Regions from separate parts of the Homo sapiens genome. Here region 2 is linked to region 1. Evidence: chromatin loops called from intact Hi-C (ENCODE). Cell type or tissue: MCF 10A. All regions are shown on one strand. Links, peaks and the distances in the headings refer to the core of each region. The heading gives the core; the rest is flanking DNA.

Region 1 (10,447 bases), core at 3,708-7,707:
AGCTCACTGAAAACTCTTTGGCTTCTCCTTTTTCTGTTCCTTGTGTTTTGCCCTTTCTTAGTAACTGTTCAAATGCCCTTCTTGCATGTGTCCTGATACTGTCCTTTTCCTCCTTTTTTCTATATCCCCTTTTCCAATCTGATAAAGCCTACTGATATCAATGCTATCATCATGTACTTACCTGTACTTAGGTCAGCAAGACATTTATTACTTTTGAAAAATGAAAATTAAAGTTGGATGGAATTCTATAAAGCTGTCAGTTTTGGCTTTCAAAGCCAAAAATATTATATCAATATGCCTACTAAAAAGCATTGCTGAAATCTTATGCTAAACCAAGCATTTGTTTTACAACTGCAATCCTAAATTCTTTGGGACCATTTTCCCCCACATTTAATGTGTGTTCAGTGCTAATTTGGTTTATTCACTACAAACAAGACTGTCTTTCTCAGCATTTTGAAGATTCTACAGAAAGACCTTATGTCACTCATACTGCTATACTATCATTACTACAGCATCATGACCATCCCCAACCTACTTAAATATATCAATGTAATCCAAAAGGAAAATTGGTGGAGCACCACCATGCAGGGTCAAATTCTGGGCAAACAGTGACCTGACCCAAGGACTGATTATTTTAAAATTAATAATAGTGTAGTTCTGAAAATGAACAGTTTGGACCATTCACTCCATTTACAATACAAAATTTGGGTTTGTTCTTTATTGTTTATGATTGTGCCATTTTATTACAGTTTTTAGATGAGCAATTAAAACTCTTGAAAACTCTAGCAAAATCCAAAACATTATTTTGCCATCATGTTCTTTAAATGTCAATATCTTCATTCCTGTGCACAAATATTTTAATGGTATGATAACCTGTTGCCTCCTTTAAACATACATTTTGATACATTAAAAGGGATATTTGTATTACTTTCTAATGGTGCTTTTTCACCAAGGTAATACCTTTGAACCTAATTATTTTATGAAATATCATTTTAACAAATTATTTATATAGTATGTCATATAAGTCCGCTCACGGCCTTAAAAATGACCAACAGTCGTTGAATAGAATAGTCCATTACTCAGCTTGACAATGCAGTTTTGATACACATCTACACTGACCAAAGATTTTAGTAAAAAATTTAAGAAAGAAAAATGATCTCAAAAAGAAGATGTGTTCAAGCATGTTTGGAATAATTTGGATTTGTTTTTCCACAAAGATTCATGTTTCCAAATCGTTTATCTGCTCCCATTCTAAAAACTTTAACAAATACTTGTTGCTCTTTGAATGTCTAGATTTTAACCGGATGAACTTCTCTCATTTTACTCTACTCTCAAAGGCAACATGCCGACTGCCAAGCACTCACCCACAAGGATACCTAAAACATGCATATACTAGCATCTGGGCGAAATTTAGCAATCCCCATTGTGACACATTGCAAATGCAAGTGAAAGGAGAAACGTTCACTTTTGTGGGTTCCAGGCAACTACTCCAGTCTAAACACAGGCTGTTTCCTTTAAAACCACCCTCAACAACCTTCCCACAACTGCTCCTTGCCATGAAACAGCTACCACTTGCAGGATGGGGGGAGCAAAAATGGAAACAATCTGTTTAGTGCACTTTTCCAGAAAATTTCTGCTTTGAGACCTTTCTGACACCATCCAAGTATTACCTGCAGTTGCTGTTTATGCATACTCATAGCTGGGAGATATGCCGATCTCTAGTTGAACAACAAAAATGCGGAGACACAATCCCATCCCTTGAATTGTGCAACTGCTTGAATTAATGTTTGAGAACACAGTCAATTTTAAAAATACGGGAACACAGAGTCCATTATGTTCAACTCACTTTTGTTAAAGAGGGCATGCTACCTTTAGTTTTCAGGTGTTGTAAGTCAAAGGAGAAATGCCAGTTGAGGGACCCAGGTTCAGAAATGATAATTACGGTGCTCTTGGATTAGGCCTCTGTAGCAAATGCAAGATGGCTTTATAAGCCCTGCCCAGCAGATAAACAATCTTTTTTTTATCTTGCCTGGTTCTCCGTTAGCTCTGCAGCTCTCTTTAAGAGAGAAAAAATTATCTGATACAGAAATTTATGAAGGGAGACATTTGATAGGTGGATCACTGATGCAGATAATCCAAAATGACAAATTTTCATGAAGTCACTTTTATTAAAATACTCCACTTATGTTCCATTATTGCCTATTTGCCTTCCTAGTTATATTTTTGCTTTTGTCAGTGAGTTGATTGAAACATGAAAATAGTCTTTTTATATATAAAACAAACATGTCTTGTTAAAAAATAAAATCTATCACTTTATTTCCCCTACTTAATATGACCTTTCACAGATGACTTCTCTGTCTGATATGCATGGTCCTCCAAATTCTGTCCCATCATACCAGTGTTAGTAATAATTGAACAATATTTGTCATCAGTGGGGGAAAAATTAAGCTGTTTCCTGAGGTTTGAAAAAAGTTGCATTGAGATCTTATTCGTGCCAAGTCTTATGGATTAGATACTCAATTAAAGTAGTTGATGTAGAAAATATAAAATCTCACTCAACCTCTGTATTTTAATTTAGTTTTTGAATGCTATTTTATATATGTAAAATGTAATGCAATACTTTTATTAACTCATTATTATTTTGTAGTTATTCAATTCAATCCATATAAAATAGAAATCTGGATTGCCACCTACATTGTATAAATAATCACCAAGAGTAGAATGAGAGAACAGTCAGGCTACCTGGGATGGGGTCAGTTTGTACTTAGGTTTTCCTCTGCCACCATCACCAAACTTTCAGTTTTCTTCTCCTTCCCCTCTATCCCCAACTCTTTGCTTCCAAGTATAGGAGATTCCTGGGGCTCTCAGATAGTTATTTTAAAAGAAAAAAAAAAGTTCATTTTCTCTCAGAGTTGATAATGCCACTGAGAGGCACACATCCTTATATAAAAGAGAATATGAGTAAAAATGGATAATGTCCTACAAATCATACATAAGAGTTGAGGGCATGAGAAGACTGACAAGGGATGAGGAGGGGAAACTTTCAGGAAAGAGAGTGTCTAGGGCAGAGAAGTGAGAAATGGAAATGAATTAATAGGGAAGAGTGGAAGAAGGTTAATGGTGACCATATTTCAGCTAATGAATCAGAGAAAATGTGTCATGAATGTTGATGCAAATCTTTAATTATGTAGCATCTTACAGTTTACAAAGTACTTTTGCCATATTATCTCATTTGCTTTTCGCTAAGGTTCCATGATATAGGCAGATGGGGTGTTACTAATCCTCACTCTGTAAATAAAGAGTTGGAGTGCCAGAGAAGTTTGGTGCCAATCCTGAAGTTCACACAGTAAGAAAGTGACAAGGAATCAAATGTTTATCCAACTCAGCATTCTTTCCAGCTGTGTGCCCCCCATATCTCAGGTTGCCAACGTCTTTACCAGATTCCCAGAGGAGGCTCTTTACTTCTGGCCAGGTCTTTCCATCAGGGTACCCTGAAAGCATTGTTCAGGTTGGTACTGAGTCCTGGGTTCCCCTGGAGGTATGTCCCACTAAGAAATCCTTGTCTGTGTTGTTTTACTGGTGCAGACAGCTCATGGCGAAGGCCCTCTCTGGGGATATCAAAACTCTCTAGGTCCAGGTTCAAAATCTTCCACACATTCTCTGTGTCTGCTTTTAGCCAGACACCATCACTATGTGGTAGCTTACCTCAAAGCTTCACTTAGTGTATCAACCCTCAGAAGCACTTTCTGATCCCTTCAACCTGCACATCTGTCTTCTTATCTAAATTCCAGCCCAGCTCAATCCATACCTTCTGACCATGCTACGAAAAAAAAACATCTCTTTGTAAACTTCTCTTATGCTTATTGTCTTTTCACTCATTTAGCTATGAGTCAGTCTGCATGTACCTTGAGATGAGTGTCTACAACTTACGCTTGTTCGATATTCCCTTCAGCAGGGAACCCACAGGCATTTAATAAATATTCCTTGATTGATAGATTTTGGCCTCTGTCTCTACCTCAACAAAATGAAATATTATGGCTATATTGTAAGAGTTTCATAATGAAAATGATCATCAGCAAACATAATTTATCCTGATGTATTTCACAGTATTGTAGATATATTAAAGTTTCTCCTATCAAAAGCCTTTAATTTGTTTTTATCTTTTTAGAAAGAGGCATTTATTCACTTCAGTTACCTATATAAAATTAGAACTAATCTACAGTTCTCTTTCTTGATCTCAAAGCAACTGTAGGTATGCTTTTATTTTTACCAATTTGATTGGAATTATCAACTTTGGGATTCATTTCTGATGAAAAATAACCTGAATCTGTAATATTAACTCTAAAGGAACTAAAGGGAATGTTTTATGTGCCTGTGGGAAGCTTTAGCACTGTACAAATTAATTGCACTCATCTATAATCTTTCTGGGAGTTACGTATATGCAGGCCAATTGAATCATGAAATTAAACCTGAAACTATTCAAGTCACACAGACTATGGGATGATATTATCTCAGAATTACCTACTCCTCTTCATTAATCTATTGATAAAGTAAACAGTTTTATTATCTTCTGCCCCAGCATTTGTTTGTGGCAATAACTAGTTCCAAAATTTTTACTAAAATTAGATGTTAGGTTGTGATTCTTTATAATGAAATTTCATTCATCATTGAGCCAGTGTTGACTTTTGTGTTCTATATGCTATTTTATGCTATTTTAAGCTTGGGTAAAATTTCTGCCATCTATATTAGTTTCAGCAAATGAACAAACCACAAGTCTGTCCTGTTCTTCTGTATTATTTTAAGCTTAATGTTATTAGAAGCTATTGTGATTGGAGACAATGGAAATCATGTCCATAACCAATTCTGAAGGCAATAGGAAATTGAGAAAGTAGTTCAATTAACAGAAGCTTCCTCTGCCTTTTTAAAGAAAATTATATTTATGTGAGCAGGCTTTCTCCGTGCAATATAGTCTGCATGTTTAAAAGGCAATCATTTCCCCCAGTTTATTCACTTAAATGAAATCACTACTGCTCACAGTAGTATTCCCTTGTCTTGCCCCATGTCAACACTCTGATGTGTGGAGTTGGACTGAAAAAAGATAGGAAATGAAATTCCACAAGTGTGTCAGATTTAAAAGAGCAACTGGAGTTTTAAATAGCTCTCTTGATTTTTTAAGGATTTTTACAAGAGCAAACTACAGGGGGCAGCAAATATTAACAGGCTCCTAGGAGTGTGCTGAACCTCGGAATTAACAAGTGCTATTCGGCTCAACTTCTCTCTGAAGAGAAATGCCCAACTTTAATGTGAAATGTATAGTTTTCTCGTTGCTTTAGCTTTATGATATATGAGAGTTAAATCTAGAAGGCTCTTCCTACCTGTCTTTACACAGTAAACTAAAGTCTGGAGGAGTGTCTCACATTTCAGCAGCACTCATTGTCTTCCCCAAATTCTGCAATCAAGTGTGACATGCTGAAGTGACATGGATTAAAAACCTGGGATTATCTGAGCATTAAAAAGCGAATGCAGGGCACAGGAATTGCACACATATCGGGGAGAGGAGAAAGCATGCTACAAAGGACATTTTATTCTCGATTTTATTTATTCATAGTGAGTTGAAGTCTGTTGGACTTCCCTGAAAAATCTTCCACACTGTTTGAAAGTTCTATTATCTAAAAGATAGTTTCCAACTCTTTGGTGTATTTAAAATCAAACTCACTATCACTGAATTTCCAAAGTAAAACTCTCAGTCTCTTTTTCAAAAGGACAGAGAGAGTGGGAACATATTATCCATTAATAGTGTTGAATTTGACTTATGTTTTTATTTTGGCAACCAAAAAGATAGAGAATGCCAGACCCTCTTGGAAGGGCTTTGATCTTATCCTGGTGTATCTTATAAAATAGTCTCATAGAGGCTTTGGGGAAAGTCTGAAAAGCAGAAAAGGAAACATTGTCATTCTTTCAACTAGCTCAAATCCCCATGTTTAAAAATATCTACAGCTGCTAGGAGGGTTGCAAAGTTCTTTAATTGGTAATTAATATAGTTACTAACACAGTGTAAGAGTACTGCACAAGACTTAAAGGCAGAAGTTGAATCAGTTTCCAAAGTAAAAAGTGAAAAGATAAAGCTTGTGACAATATATATGCAAAAGACAGCACTGCATTGCAGTGAGAAGTGAAGAGACTTGATTCCTTTTTCGGTTTTGCCACAAGCAGATCTCTTGGGCTCTCTGGGCTCCAAATTGTGTGTTGTCTCTCTCTCTGTTGATTGGTGCCATCTACTATTTGTAATTCTTAATTTAAGTTGGTTCCTGTGTTCCTTTTTTGTGATGAAATATTCTAAATTAACAACAAGGACATATCATAAAAACAACTATAAGCCCATCAACCAAGAGTAAATAAATGTTAATACGCCGTTTTACCCCAAAACTACTTTCCTTTTTCAAATGGCATTTTCACACACTTTGTTGCAATATAGCATACGTTCAGTTTACTAAATATTTACTAAGTGTACAGTTTAATGACTTTTCATAAGTTGAAAACACCTGTGCAACCAAAAATTAGATAAAAATATAGGACATTACAAGCATCATGTATGACCACATCTATACCCACTTACAGTTTCTAAGCACCCCCCAACCCCCACATTCTGACTCCTATCAGGATACATGGACTTTTGTTTTTATATAAATCATGCAATATGTATTTGTCAGTGTCTGGTTTCATTTGCCCAACCTTATATTTGCAAGGTTTATCCATACAGTCGCATGCAGTTGCAGACTTTTTTTTTTTTTTTTTTTTGAGATGGAGTCTCACTCTTGTTGCCCAAGCTAGAATGCAGTGGGGTGATGTTGGCTCACTGAAACCTCTGCCTCCCAGGTTCAAGCAATAATCCTGCCTCAGCCTCCTGAGTAGCTGGGATTACAGGCACGCATTACCACACCTGGCTATTTTTTTGTATTTTTAGTAGAAACAGGGTTTTACCACATTAGCCAGGCTAGTCTCAAACTCCTGACCTCAGGTGATCCACCCGCCTTGGCCTCCAAAAGTGCTGGGATTACAGGCATGAGCCACCGCACCTGGCCTAGATTGGTTATTCTTATTGCTGCCTGATATTCCATTGTGTGCGTATCTTCGGGTGTGCTTTACAAAATACAATGTGAGAGATACAATATGTTTGAGCTGTATATCTTTTCTTGTCTATTTTTTTTTACTTCCACATATGCAGATGTATTCATTAATGATATATAAAATTGTTCTGTGGGATTTGAATTTTTCATAAATAGTTCCTTACCATTCATACCATTCTACAGCGAGCTTTTCTTCCCTCAACATTGTGTCATAAATGTGTTTCCACTTTGATAGATGCATCCCTAGTCCATTTTAACTTCTGAAGAGTGGCCCAATTAATATACCACATTTTCAAATGTGTATCTTATTGATGGCCACTTAGGTTATATCTTCCTTGTGCACATGCATAAGAGGTCCCCCACTGCATACCTGGAAGTATGATTGCATCTTTACCACATTGTGCCAAAGTGCTCTCAAAGCAGGTGTAGCAAAAAGCCATAAGAGCTCTCACTGCTCCACACACTTGCCAACACTTGAAATTGTCAGATTGCTATTTGTTTGCTTGCGGATTGTTGGGTTTTGTCAATTTTCTGAGAGTGAAATGGTGTTTCTCTGATTACTGGAAATGTTGAGCTTGAGCATCATGGTCCTTTCTTGGTCACTTCGCTTTCTGTTTCTCTACAAGCCTTTTGTTTTCCACACTCAGCTCCCTTCTCTACTCTCCCTTCGTATTTTGCAGGTGGCAACACAGATTTTTATCTCTTTCTGTCTCCTGATAATGAAAGGTGGCTGCTGCCCAATACAATGCTAATCCATTAAATGATAATCTGTTCACATCTTTTCCTTATTATCTCCAGGAACATGCTTCTGTTTTAACCTCTCTTGTCCCATCAGATTTTTTTCTCTCTTGGTCCGTTCCTATTTGCAAAACAAAACAAAACTCTTCAAATGTCTTCTATCATATATATTTTTTTCCTTTACTCAGCATCCTAATTAAATGTCTAAACTGTTCATCTCTTATCCACCATCAAACTTCTTAGAAAACTTAGTTTTTCTTCTCATATCCTGATGTCTCACTATAGTTGGATTCAACTATTCCACCAACATGGACGTCAAGATTATCAATGACATCTTAATTTCATGACTCACTTTATTGTCTTTATCTTATTTCACTTCCATAGACTTCATGCCTATACTCTCACACTTCCTTCCTTCAGTGAATTATCTGTGTGCTTTTATTTCTCTGGGCCTTTGCATGTCCACTACTTGGTAAAATCTTCCCTCCTCTCAACCTTGGAACTAGTGGTTCTTTCTTCTGAGCTTCCGTAGAACTTTGTCTATATATATACATACATATATATATATATACACATATACGCACACATATATATATATACACTCATATATATATACACATATATATACACTCATATATATACACATATATATACACACATATATATACACATATATATACACACATATATATACACATATATATACACACATATATATACACACATATATACACACATATATACACACATATATATACACACACATATATATATATTCAACTTTGTATTATTATTATATTTATCCATAATAAGAGAGATTCTAAAGGATTTATATTTCTGCATCCCCAGTGCTTAACACAGATTCTTGGAAAATGTTTGTGGCATGAATAAATAAATTGGGCAAGGATTTCTGTGGAGTCCCTTCCAGTTCTAACATAGTGGTTCAGAGTCTGTGATGATGAAGAAAGGTCCTCTTTCCTCCTGCACTGACTCCCCATATCCATCGGCACAAATGGCCTACTCCCTGCTAGAGAAGTCATATGCCAGAATCCAAGGAGTTCTACACTGGTCTGAACAAAATTTCCATCACAAGCTGAGGAAAAGCAGCGTGGATGGAGGAGTTAGTCATACTGAACTCTCCCATGCTGTTAGGGCTGGGGTCAGCAGAGGATCAGAAGAAGCCCGGAGTGGAATTCTGTTTCTTTCCTTTCATCTCCCAAACCTCAAGCACAGAGAAAAGAAAAGCAGGAAGGGAGGGAGTAGAAAGGGGAGAGTATGTGAACGAATAAGAAGAAAACAAGCATTCATAAGGGGACGTTAAGAAGGGGAAGATAATCACAAGGATTTTTAGCCCACTCAGAAAAGCAGAGATAAAATTAAGTCTTATACAAGAGACATAGACGTTGATTTAGATCACCTAAATCTGCCCAACTCCACGACTGCTGGGATTCCCAAGGTGATTTTAAGCAGTCACAGAATGACTTTATTTTGCTTCCAGTGGTTCCTAGAACTCTGTGGCAATTCCTAATAAATGTTTTCAATGCATTTACTCATGACAAAGGGCACCATTAACATACTACTTGGCCCAATTTTGCCATGTCAGGTGTATGAGTATATCCTGCCTCCATCGCTGCGTCCATTGCAGGGAGAAGAATTCAGGCCATTGTGTGGCTTTCCTAGTAAGAAGAAATTGCTGTTTTTCAGAATTATCAGTTGCTAATTTTGTATCAAATTGTACGCTGCTAACTTGTGCATATAACAAATGGCTCTTTAATGTATTAGCATTGTTTTTTAAAGATCACTCTTTTCCACGTATGTTAAAGAACGCTTACCTTAAAAAAAAAAAAAAATTAGATTGACCAGGCACGGTGTCTCACGCCTGTAATCCCAGCACTTTGGGAGGCCGAGGCGGGCGGATCACGAGGTCAGGAGATTGAGACCATCCTGGCTAACACGGTGAAACTCCGTCTCTACTAAAAATACAAAAATTAGCCAGGCGTGGTGGCGGGTGCCTGTAGTCCCAGCTACTCGGGAGGCTGAGGCAGGAGGATGGCCTGAACCCGGGAGGCGGAGCTTGCAGTGAGTGGAGATCGCACCACTGCACTCCAGCCTGGGTAACAGAGGGAGACTCAGTCTCAAAAAAAAAAAAAATTAGATTAATTCAAAGCACAGAAGTTCTGAGAGAGGTGTATGTATCCCATCTGTTCAAATACAGGGGCTAATTGATTTTCCAAAGACCTTGATCCTTATTTTTAAAGTGATACAATTCACTTCAAAAACCCCATGACTTACTTACACTTTAAAATGATAAAGCTTACCTCATCAGTAATCCTAAAAGGCAGCTGAACCTGGTCTATGACTGAAAAGGCCTCTTTTGCCCATTTCCTCTTTGAGACAGGCAGCTGCTGAACGTGGCCTTCTCACGCCCTCATTTTTAGCCTGCTTTCATGATGAAGTAACAAATGAAAATAGGCAATTATAATAGCACCTTGCTTCCTAGAGACCAATGCTTTTGGAAAAATAGATGTACTGTATAAATAGCAGATAGATTATCTGCTTGCCTACAGTGGTATGGAAGACAA
Region 2 (10,447 bases), core at 2,901-6,900, 530 kb after region 1:
TTTGCAAACCCTTCCCACTCCCTATTGTTTTACACACATTTATGACATTGCTTTATCTTGTAGACATTTGAGTTGTAACTCTGGAGAAACATTTTAAGCTTATTCCCCATTTATCTTCCCACAGGAAGAATTAAATATTCTGTAAATTCTCATAGAATAGGTTCACACTGTGCAAGTTTAGCTATATGTGTGCAGATCATACGTACCTTGAGATCTCAGAAGGCATGAGTCATGGCTTATGTACATTTTTACCCCCAGCTCTTACACCTTAGTAAGCACTCAATAATTGCTTGTCCAAGTTTGTTGAATTACATATGGCATTTTAGTAATTTTTACAAAAATAGTAAGAGTTTCAAGGCTGGACTGATTTTTTTGGTTTGTGTTTTCACCTTAGAGACTATATTTTTTTCCCTTTATATTGGGGTATTTCTTTATGAGAGCTTACTTTTTAAATTGCCTTTGCCTTACTTATAACTATTTCTGAGTTCCTTTTTCTACCACTCTACATTTCATGTTCTTTCCCACATACCATCTATTCCATGATTAAATTTAGACATAGCTCCCCATTTTGTAGCAATACTAATAGTTCAGGATAGTTGAGCACTTATTCAACATCAAATAATCTTTCTTGCCAACTGAAGAGGCCCTGTCATAAGTGCTTTATATGTGTTACTGCTTTTCGCTTCCCGTGGTAATTTACAAGGAGTAATTTTAGTCTCCCATTTCACAGAAGAAAAAACAGCAGAGGCCAGGTAAGATCAGCTTGCTTGCCTGAGCTCATACTACTAGTGGTGGCAAGGCCATTATGTTCCCCATGTTGCATGGCCCTATAAATCAGGCAGATTCTCCAGACTTTAGGTCCCATGATGGTTTTTAGCTCCCCTTTCTGCTGTCCCTTTGGGGGCATTTCTCTGATTTCTCTGTCAAGCCTTCCCTGGTGACCTGGTCAGAATGAGCCACTCCTTCCTTTCTGATTCCATACCACATTGCTATATTCTGGCCTTTCTTTCACTCTTTCTAAATCAAAGGCAATTGCTAGCATGTGAGTCTTTTCCATTCTTTAATCACTGGAACATAAATAATCACAATAGCTACCAATCATGGAGCCATTACTGTTTTCCAAGTATTACTGAGCAGTCATTTAATCCAGAAAATAGTATATTTTGCTTGCAAAGAGCATTCCGCACAGGGAGGTAATAAGTGATTTGTTCAAGGTCATACAGCATATACATTTCATCCTGATTTCAAAGTCCATGGCCTGTTTACCCATCATTATATCCAGTTCTTACTCTTCGTATTGCAGAGACCACCTAGTCCCTTATACTTAGCTCTTTACTGCACATGTGTAAAGGTTGTCAGATATTTGCCATTATCTCTTCACAGCACATATATATATATGTGTGTGTGTGTGTGTGTGTGTGTGTGTGTATATATATATGTGCAGTGCATGAATAGAGACATATAGTATTGTTTTTATCTTATTTATAAAATGTGATTTTGGGGCAGAACTTTCTATTTATTAAACTGAGATTTTCTTAAGAGGTCATGGATTACATTTTCCTATATCGTCTTAGTCTTCCACTTAGAAACTAAGGCCGTTTTGTTCCACTTTTGAGCCTTGTTCCTTATGTTGTTTTATAGAATAATTTGTGGCTTTATTCTAAACCACATATTCTATAAAGACTATATTCTAGTACCAGAGGGACATGACAACTGATTTGCTCTAAGTATTTGCATTTGTTAGGAATGAATACATTGGGAAAAAGCTGTAATTTCAGTGAATCAGTTATAAAACCTTGACCCATGATACTAGAATGAATACATTGGGAAAAAGCTGTAATTTCAGTGAATCAGTTATAAAACCTTGACCCATGATACTAAATCTTATGTCACATTAACTCTTTTTAAGACAAAAGGAAGACTTTCTATTCATAAGAGAAACATTTATTTATGAAAAAAATTGAAAAGGGGATAGATCACAACTCCTGAATTGATCTTCTAAGTGAAACAGTCTCAAGGAAAATAAAATAAGCTTCCTGAGTATCACTTAAATCTATCACAATCATAGAATCAAACCACTCTTCAGAACTGGAAGGAATAGGGACTGCATACCACATAGAGAGCAATAAGGTCCTAGAAGCACCAACAGGCCACTAAAATGGCCCAGTAAAAAATCAGATGCCAGTTTGGGGTTGTAAAAACTCCTAAGTTCCAATCTTCATAATACTTTTTGACTTTGCATATGGAAGCACAACCAGGAAACTATGTAGGCCATATTCATAGCATAACCATGTACCCCTAAGCCCAACCCAATAGTGATGAAAATGGCCTTTTCAAAGTCAAAAGAAAGATTTTGGAAAGCATTGCATAAGAGCATAAAAACAAAAGACCTTGTGATCCAAAGAAGCTAAGAGTGCTGTGGAAAATTGTTTAATACATTTTTAACCATTCATTCTAAATTCCATTTTTATTTCTTCTAATGTTCCATTCAAATGTCTCTTCAGATCAAAGACCACAAGTATTGCCAAAGCATGTGATAGTTTTGAGATGCTGACAAACGTGAACCATAGACCCATGTTTTCCTTAAACCTGGGGTTTATCTTTATGTGTAAATTACGGAATAGGAGATGCTAGCCTTCTGTAGATGAAAGGTAGGATTGTTAAAAATGCCAACATCTCGATAAGAATGGGTGGAGTGTACAAATTATGTCCTTATTTATGGAAACATTTTAAGGTAAGGAAAAATAATTATGCCATGTGGAACCCATTATGCCAGATTCTGTTTTCATACACCAATAATTCTGTATAAGAAGCAAATGCGTAGTTTATGAAACAACATAGTGTTAAAAACAGGAGGCTGGGTCTTCAGTCTGTTGATGGCACAGTCCTATGATAGAAAAATATCTTCCTTCTGCCAAAATAGTTTAAAAGTAATGGAACCAAAAAAAAAAAAAAAAAAGCATTAAAAGGAATTGCATAGTGTCCCCAGTAGGTATAAAGTGTAAAACTCAAAATGGAGAAGTTGAGGTGCTAGGAAGAGCATTCTGGCTGCCTGATGAAATGCAGAATTTATTTGAAAAGAAGCATAATAGATATAAATGCAGTGGAAGAGAGGTGAGGCCAATAGTAATACAATACTATCTAACTTCAAAATCATATATCAGGTCTATTTGATGAAGGTTCCTTCAAGGGCAACTGAGAACCTATCACCAATCCTGTTCCCATTTCGTGCCTAAGAATAGCAACCAACTCACTTTTGTGTTGTAAGTGACTGTTTACAGAGCATCTCCCCATCACTTATTTTATTTGATGTTTATGATAAGAGTGGCAGATGTGCATTATTACTTTCCTCACTCGCCAGCTAAGGAAATTGAGACCCTGAGAAGTTAAGTGATTTGCTGAAGAAAACGTACTTAACTAGTAAGCGGAATCAGAAGGAGAACCCCCTTTCTGATCTATGTGTATATTATACTGCCATTTTCCATTTTGCTCAATGTGTATCCTACAAATGGGGGTAGAACTGTCCCTAACCTACAAATGAGATGGCTCCTAGCACATAGAGCTGCTCTTAGGGGCCAGCATTGTATGGTAGTGAAAACTCTGCAATTGAAATTGTTCTAACAAACAGAGTTCAAATCTTAGCTGTACTATTTACTGCATCTGTGACCTCGAGCACATTAAACAATCTTTCTAAGACTCAATTTCCTGATCAGTAACGTGGGGATAATAGTGGTATTTCTTTCATAGTATTGGTTTTAAAGATTAAATAAGAGCCGTGTAAAGTGATTCATTAGCCTGTTACATAGAAAGAAGTCAACAAATGTTTACAGTTACTGACTTTTAAAAATTATTGTTTTACCTCACAGTTATTTAAATTGACTCTGTTAATGTCCACAAAGAATACTATTATATTTTCTGGACTGTGAGTTTGAGTTCTACGTAATTGTTGATTCAGAAGAGTAGAAAACATGTGCATGTATACATTAACATAGAAGATGGGTGGCAACTGGAATATTTAACACGGAAAAATGTGTTAAGTACTGTTATAATTATATCATTGCACTAAAATAAATGCTTTGCTTATTAGAACCAATTGTTTCTATAAGCAGGGTTTCTTAACCTCAGCAGTTTGGACATTTTAGATCGTAGAATTTTGGCTATGAGAGCCGTCCTATACATTATAGGATGCTTAGCAGCGTCCTTGGGCTTTGCTCACCACCCTCACCTCCCTTCCCCCACATTGTTACAATAAAAACATGTCCTAGGCATAGCCAAATGTCCCCTTGGATATAAAATCGCCCCTACATGAAAACCACTGCTTATGGTAATAAAACTAATTTTTAATTTTGGCAGAATTATTGGGTCCAAACGATAACCCACCTCAAAGCTTCTAACTTAAAAAAAAAATGCTTATTTGAATGCAACTCTTATTTTAAATATTTGGAGAACTTCTTTGTGAGACTTACTTTAATTATAACCTTTTAAAGCATACAGAGAACTAGGCTCATTACTTGAAAAGAAATCTAATAGTGTTTCTTACCTTGGTCACCAACCATACAAACCATACGCTTGGCTCCAGGTATCTCTTGGCACTAGAAAAATAAATAAATAAATCCACTTTCAAGGACAAAGATGTGCCACCATTACTGGATTCAAAAGAACAGGCCGTAGGCGTTTAACTCTACTGCCAAGAAGGAGTTCCAAAAATATTTTTGCACCATGGCAGCGTTGCATTAAATCTTTGTCCTCTCAAAGTGGCTAGTTTTAAGGGCCATGCTCTTTGGAGTTGATAAATGCTAGTCTTTTGTGCTATGATATTAGTCACATTGCTTCGTATTCACACTTGGTATGACGTCCAGCATTTTGGCAGTTCCAAACAATAAGCCCCAGGAGTGCCCTCAAGTGGCATATGACTTAGTGACTGTCCCTTTCTCATTGTTTAATGGAGGCCAAAGATAACAGATGAGATGAATGGAAAGAAAGTGAGTCATAATGTCAGACTGCCTCCTCAAGCTTGCAGGTTCCTGAAATTCTTTGCCCTTTGATTTTTGAGGGTTCAGATTTCTGGGACAGCACACTTATTTTTAAATCACAGAAATTTACCAAAGATGAGTTGCTTATGAAAAACTTAAATATTTTTCATTTTTTGTTTTTGTCTACTTTCTTCCAAGGGACATGAGCAGTCTTGCTTTTTCTGTCTCTTCCCATCTCACCTCCCTCAATACCTCTTCCACTTCCCCCCAAAATTCTTCTCTACATTGCAGTTCATCAAGGGAGAGGCAGCAGTTAAGTGTTTCACCAGTGCACAGTGGTGCTTGCTGAGTGTATGGTTTGTCATATCTCTAGTATATTAAAAAAAGAACTAGATAAAATGAGTCAGGATTAACTGTGGCTCTTCCATTCCAATGGTAAACAGCCACTTGCTCTTGCTCAAATTTCATTTAATGTCTGAAAGGGAGAGGATGATGAGAATTATGATTATTTTGAGAATATTTCTTTTCTCTCTGTTTTTGTTCATTTGTTTTGGTGTTGAGCATTGAATCATATTTTAAAATACTATAACCGTATTTCTGTTTCTGGTACACCTGTGTGCCACAGGAGTTGGCAGAACGGAGGGTATGTCTGTCAGTTAGCATTGCTACCTACAAATACCAACCCAAAACACTGTGGCTTAAAACCACAGTAATTTGTTTTTTCTCGCAAGTCTGTGGGTTGACTTGGGGCAGGACATGGATCTTCTGCCTATCTCTCCTGAGCTCTTTTTCTCAGTCAGCTTGAAGGGCTGGGAAAGCCAAATGGGGTCTCTCTTTCTCCCCAAGGCTTTTCATCCTGGTCCAGTGGGCTCAGGGTTCTGAGGACATCAAAGGGGAAGCTACAAGGCCTTTTGAGACAATTGCTTTTGCTGCATTCCTTGGTTTAAAACAAGTCAGGGGCCATTCCAGATTCAAGGAATGGGGAAGCATACTCCACCTTTGGATGGGAAAACAACAACTCATTTATGACCTCATTTATTCTACCTCTGAGTGCCACATTGCTGAACCTTATTTACTGGATTGGTGGAACTCTGCTCTCCATGCTCATCAGCCTGGCTAAATACAATGTGAATTTCCCTCCCCAGGCTCGATGAGAGGAGCCAAGCCCCCTAAGCTGACCCCAAAATACAGGGTTTATGAATAGTATGTGAAATAGGTAAGAAAGTAGGAAAAAAGTCCATTCTCAAAAATGCATTTCATAACTGCTACCTGATTACTTCTGGTAAAATATTAGCTTGTGGGTAGGAGAAACTTGTGCTCTTAACTCTCCTTACATCCTAACTCAAAAATATTTTCTTTACATCTTCCTGTAATTCAAGATTTACTGGGGCTAGTGGGCCTCTTTTTGAACTCAGAAACAGGACTATGATTCATTCACAGTGAATCATAGCCGTGGAAGGGACATTTCCAGACTCTCAGACCACTTCCCCTCCTGCAGCCTTCTCTTTTTTTAATTTTTTTTTTAAATTTCAGAGTTGAGTTGAGAAAACAAAATTAGGCCAATGAGGTTGACAGCTTTCCCATAGGCTTCTGCTGGACTCAAGTCTTCAGACTGCGGGTCTAGTATGTTTTCCACTGCAGTATGGTCCTTAAAATTTTGTTCAAATCAATTTGATTAAAGGGTCCCTTAACATTTTCTAGATGCATTAGGAAAATAACCAGAAAGCACCTGTATATTGAGAGGAAGTGTTATGTTTGACACCAAGATGATTGGAGTAGGTAATTTTGACACATTAGACCCAATTAAGCATCCCAGATCTTCAAGCCCATGAATAATGGGAAGAAAGGCTGATGGGTAGCCAGGGAGCACCCTGAATGCACTGGGTACCAATTTGGTCAGTGAGGCTACCGCAGCAGAAAATCGTAGAGCGATGCCAAAGGGAGATGGAGAAGATGTCAGAGATAGATAAACTTGTCCTGCCTTGCGGCAGTGCCTGGAGCTGTGATGGTGGAAACCACTTCAGGCCACTAAAAATTACTTGACATGCTGTCTTGGCAGGCCCTGCTCTGGTTCACAGTGGCTGCCTTGTGTATCTGCCGCTCCCGTTGGAGTGCTAGCCTGGCTGTGCCGTGGCTGTAGCATGAGCTTTTTAGTGTCGATATGCTTGGGAGGCCCATCAGCTACAATTTCCTCATCTCAGGCTCCAGCCAGCTGCAGCAGATGCTATTGTTACCTCTTCTATTCGATAAAGTAGGAAGCAAAGAGAGAAAGAAATTTGTCAATATTGTTTTTCTGCTGGAACCGAAATAAAAACTGTGTGTGGTACACTGTCCAATGATAACCCATGTGCCAAATCTCCATTTTGTGTAACACGCTTATATAAGACTCTGCTTCTGTATTTCTTAACGTAATGTAAATGACCTTCTTGATTCCATTGTAGATGTGTTACAATTACAGCCATTCAGATTTCTCAATTTGGATTTGTGCTATTTCTTGCACTTGCAAACCCTTTGCTTCTGACCATGCCATCTGCTGGAATCATTTATATTTCTTTCACACACTCACAGTGTTTGTTATATGCCAGTATTTAGCTGTGTAAAACTCTGAAATATTGTATATAAATAAACAAATGTTTAGCAAGTATTTTCAAACCCTTTGCCTTGATAACTGGCATTAATAAGGTACATTTGTGTTTCTAACATAAGTACAGCTGCCGAGAGAATTTCTTGTTACAGAAATGTATAAAGTGACACCAAAATCAGAAGAGAATCCCTTTTGAAATAAAAGCTTGCATATGCAAGCAGTCTCTGTGCTGAGGACAAAGTAAATGATGATGAATTCAGCTAGCAAAAATTTCTTTTTGGATACAAAACATAGCTGGGGGTGGGGGCTGTCTGTCTTCAAACTCTCCTAAGTTGCTGGACCTTCCAAGTTATCCCATCAAACTTTTGAGCCCCAATAGGACATTGGTCAGCCTGCAAAGGCTTATTAATTTCTTTCTCACTGCTCTATTCTGATCACCCAGTTAAGTGCAATGTGAATTTCCTTCACAGGACTGGATGAGAAGAGCAAAACCCCCAAGTACAACCCAAACTGAGGGTTTTTTGGTCAATCTATAAAATAGGTAAGAGAGGAGGAAAAAGGGCCTTTTAATTTTTTTCAGAACAGCCACCTGATCTTTTTTGTTGTTGTTGCCATTTTCACCTGGTTGATTTGCTTTTTCCTCTTGAATCCCTAACTACCCCTAGATGTGTATAGAAGAGTTGTGAATTGGAGTGCCTTTTTCTGTGATTTTTCCCTTCACTGCGGTAAGGCTCCTCCTTGTCACTGAAGCAGAGCTTATATTGAGATTTGACCTATGTGTTGTCTAAATACAGATTATTTGAAGATGCTGGGTTTTTTAAATTATACTGTCCTCCAAGCTAAGAGTGAATACTGTAAATGAATGCAGAAGATAAATGTATATAAGATGCAACCTCAAATGGTCACAATGGTAAGCCTCCAAATTTTATCAAGAGCTAGGGTTGTTGGATTTTTGTATGGACAAACAGAGACCACGAATGGTCTCCAGATATAATCTATGTTTTACACATGCTCAAAAACCCTAGTAAAAATCAAATACTTCCTAAAGCAGTAGGCAATTGCATATATAGTAGGCAATTTTAAAATGTTAAACTGATAAATCAAGCTCCTGGATCTTTAAATCTTCATTTTAAGTGTGTCTTAATAAAAACAACTCTGAATTCCATGACTTTCACTACATACTTAGCTTTCAGGATCAAAAAAATGATAATTGTAGAAATGTAGAAAAATAAGAGATATTGGATAAAACTGTATGATCTTGTGCAAGTCACTCACTTGACTGAAGTTATAGCTCTGTAGAAAGGTAGAGAACAGTCTGGTCATTTGCCAATGGCATCTTCTCAGAGGAAAACTGGATAAAATCAGATAGATTAAATGCTTGTTTACTCTGATGATGATTATGATGATGGTGATTGGTTTTCTAGAAATCTGTTTCTTTGAAGAAACAACTTCAGTCCAAATTTTGGTTTATAGGTGGTCAGTCATTCTTCACATCCTAAACTCTCACTTTGTCAACCTGAACCAACTCCAATTCTAATCAATTGGGCAGAGGCTTTCTCAGTCTGGACTCATGCTTGCTACTTAGATTTGAAAAACCATAACCAATCATGTTACAAACCACAAAAATCCTCCTCTACAATCTATGGTTAATATTTCATCCCTCTTTCGTGTGTCTGAAAATGATTGACCTGGTTTCAGACTATTTTCTCTGAGGTACTATAGTCTGAAATCCATTTGCTATCTTGGTTCAATTAAACTCAAACTTATTGGTTTGTAGGGTACAATAGTAAAGCTACAAGCTTAGCAAAACCTCTTCCAGAATTTAGTAAGGAGCTCTGTGAATGTAGTCCAGTTACAAGAGATAGGTATGTATGCCTTTGTTGTTGTGTTTATATTTTCTAAAGGCTTAGGAATAAACACATCTTTAAAATCTGAGATAATAATTCTACATGTAAGTCATTTTTAGAGTGAAGCTTTGTGGCCTGCATACTGTACAAAGGTACAAATTCCCAAGGTGGTCTACATACCTCTTGCTGAATTCTTTGCCTGCATTTCTGCATGGGCAATCTCATCAAGTCACATGGTTTTCTGCTAAAGCTTCACCATATCACAGTTTGGCTATGGCTTAAGAAACCAATAGTCCAGTCCTAGCTATTGGAAGAAGGTGAGTGGGTCTGAACACGATCCTCTTTGTTATTTCTGCCCTGTGGGGGACTTCTGTACACTTAGAAAGTGCTTTACCTTAAGCGGGAACAAAGGAGGCTGTTTTTTCAGAATTTTTTTTAGTTTGGTCATTTTCAAACATACCCCAAAGTGGAGAGAATGTATAATGAACCCCCAAGCACGCATCACACAGCTTCAATTATCAACATTCCAGGCAGTGTTTGTTAAATGGCAATTCATTTTCTGTTTTTCAAAGAAACTCATTACATAACTGCCATTCAACATCTGAGATTTTAATAGCCTGGGCAACCTTATCTCAGGTAAATATTCAATTTCCATGGACAGAGGTAGTGTAAAGGGCATTTATTACTGCTTTCTCGACTCCAGGTTGAGTGCTCCTAGACTAGGTGTCCTATGCTGTTATAATCTGATACCTAGACTGCTTTTCTACATCTGAAGTCTTTTATAGCATGAAGTTTCAAAATGATTACAGAGTATTAAAACCACCTCCCTCTTTGGAAAGCTTGTACCCCAAATTGTCCTTAGCAACATTTGGCTTGCAGTCTTTTAAAATTTTCACTCAGCACCTTTACTTTTAATTAGGCTCAGTTCATCAAAGCCTCCACCACTGCCTGTTATTTGACATTCTAAGTTTCACATTCCCCTGCTAAAATTTTTCTTTTAATCTGTGAAAGCAGAGCTAGATTTAAAATGTTCTGCTACTTCA

What was found. Peaks named below come from ENCODE experiments on the same cell type or tissue, not always from the same donor. Only the 100,000 strongest peaks of a DNase experiment are listed, where the experiment ranks them.
Region 2: a loop joins it to region 1, with 6 times the contacts of the local background. A loop is called at or near these places in 1 of 110 quality-filtered maps.

The regions. Positions count from the first base shown.
Region 1 is chr9:8,890,707-8,901,153 of GRCh38, reverse strand. The region is part of intron 11 of PTPRD (protein tyrosine phosphatase receptor type D); the gene reads left to right. Among named protein-coding and RNA genes, the nearest start is that of PTPRD-AS1, 38 kb to the right of the region's middle. In MCF 10A, for the core only: a CTCF peak has its summit at 5,213; no DNase peak of the experiment used is centred there.
Region 2 is chr9:8,361,189-8,371,635 of GRCh38, reverse strand. The region is part of intron 39 of PTPRD (protein tyrosine phosphatase receptor type D); the gene reads left to right. Among named protein-coding and RNA genes, the nearest start is that of PTPRD-AS1, 490 kb to the left of the region's middle. In MCF 10A, for the core only: no CTCF peak of the experiment used is centred there; a DNase peak (open chromatin) is centred at 4,895.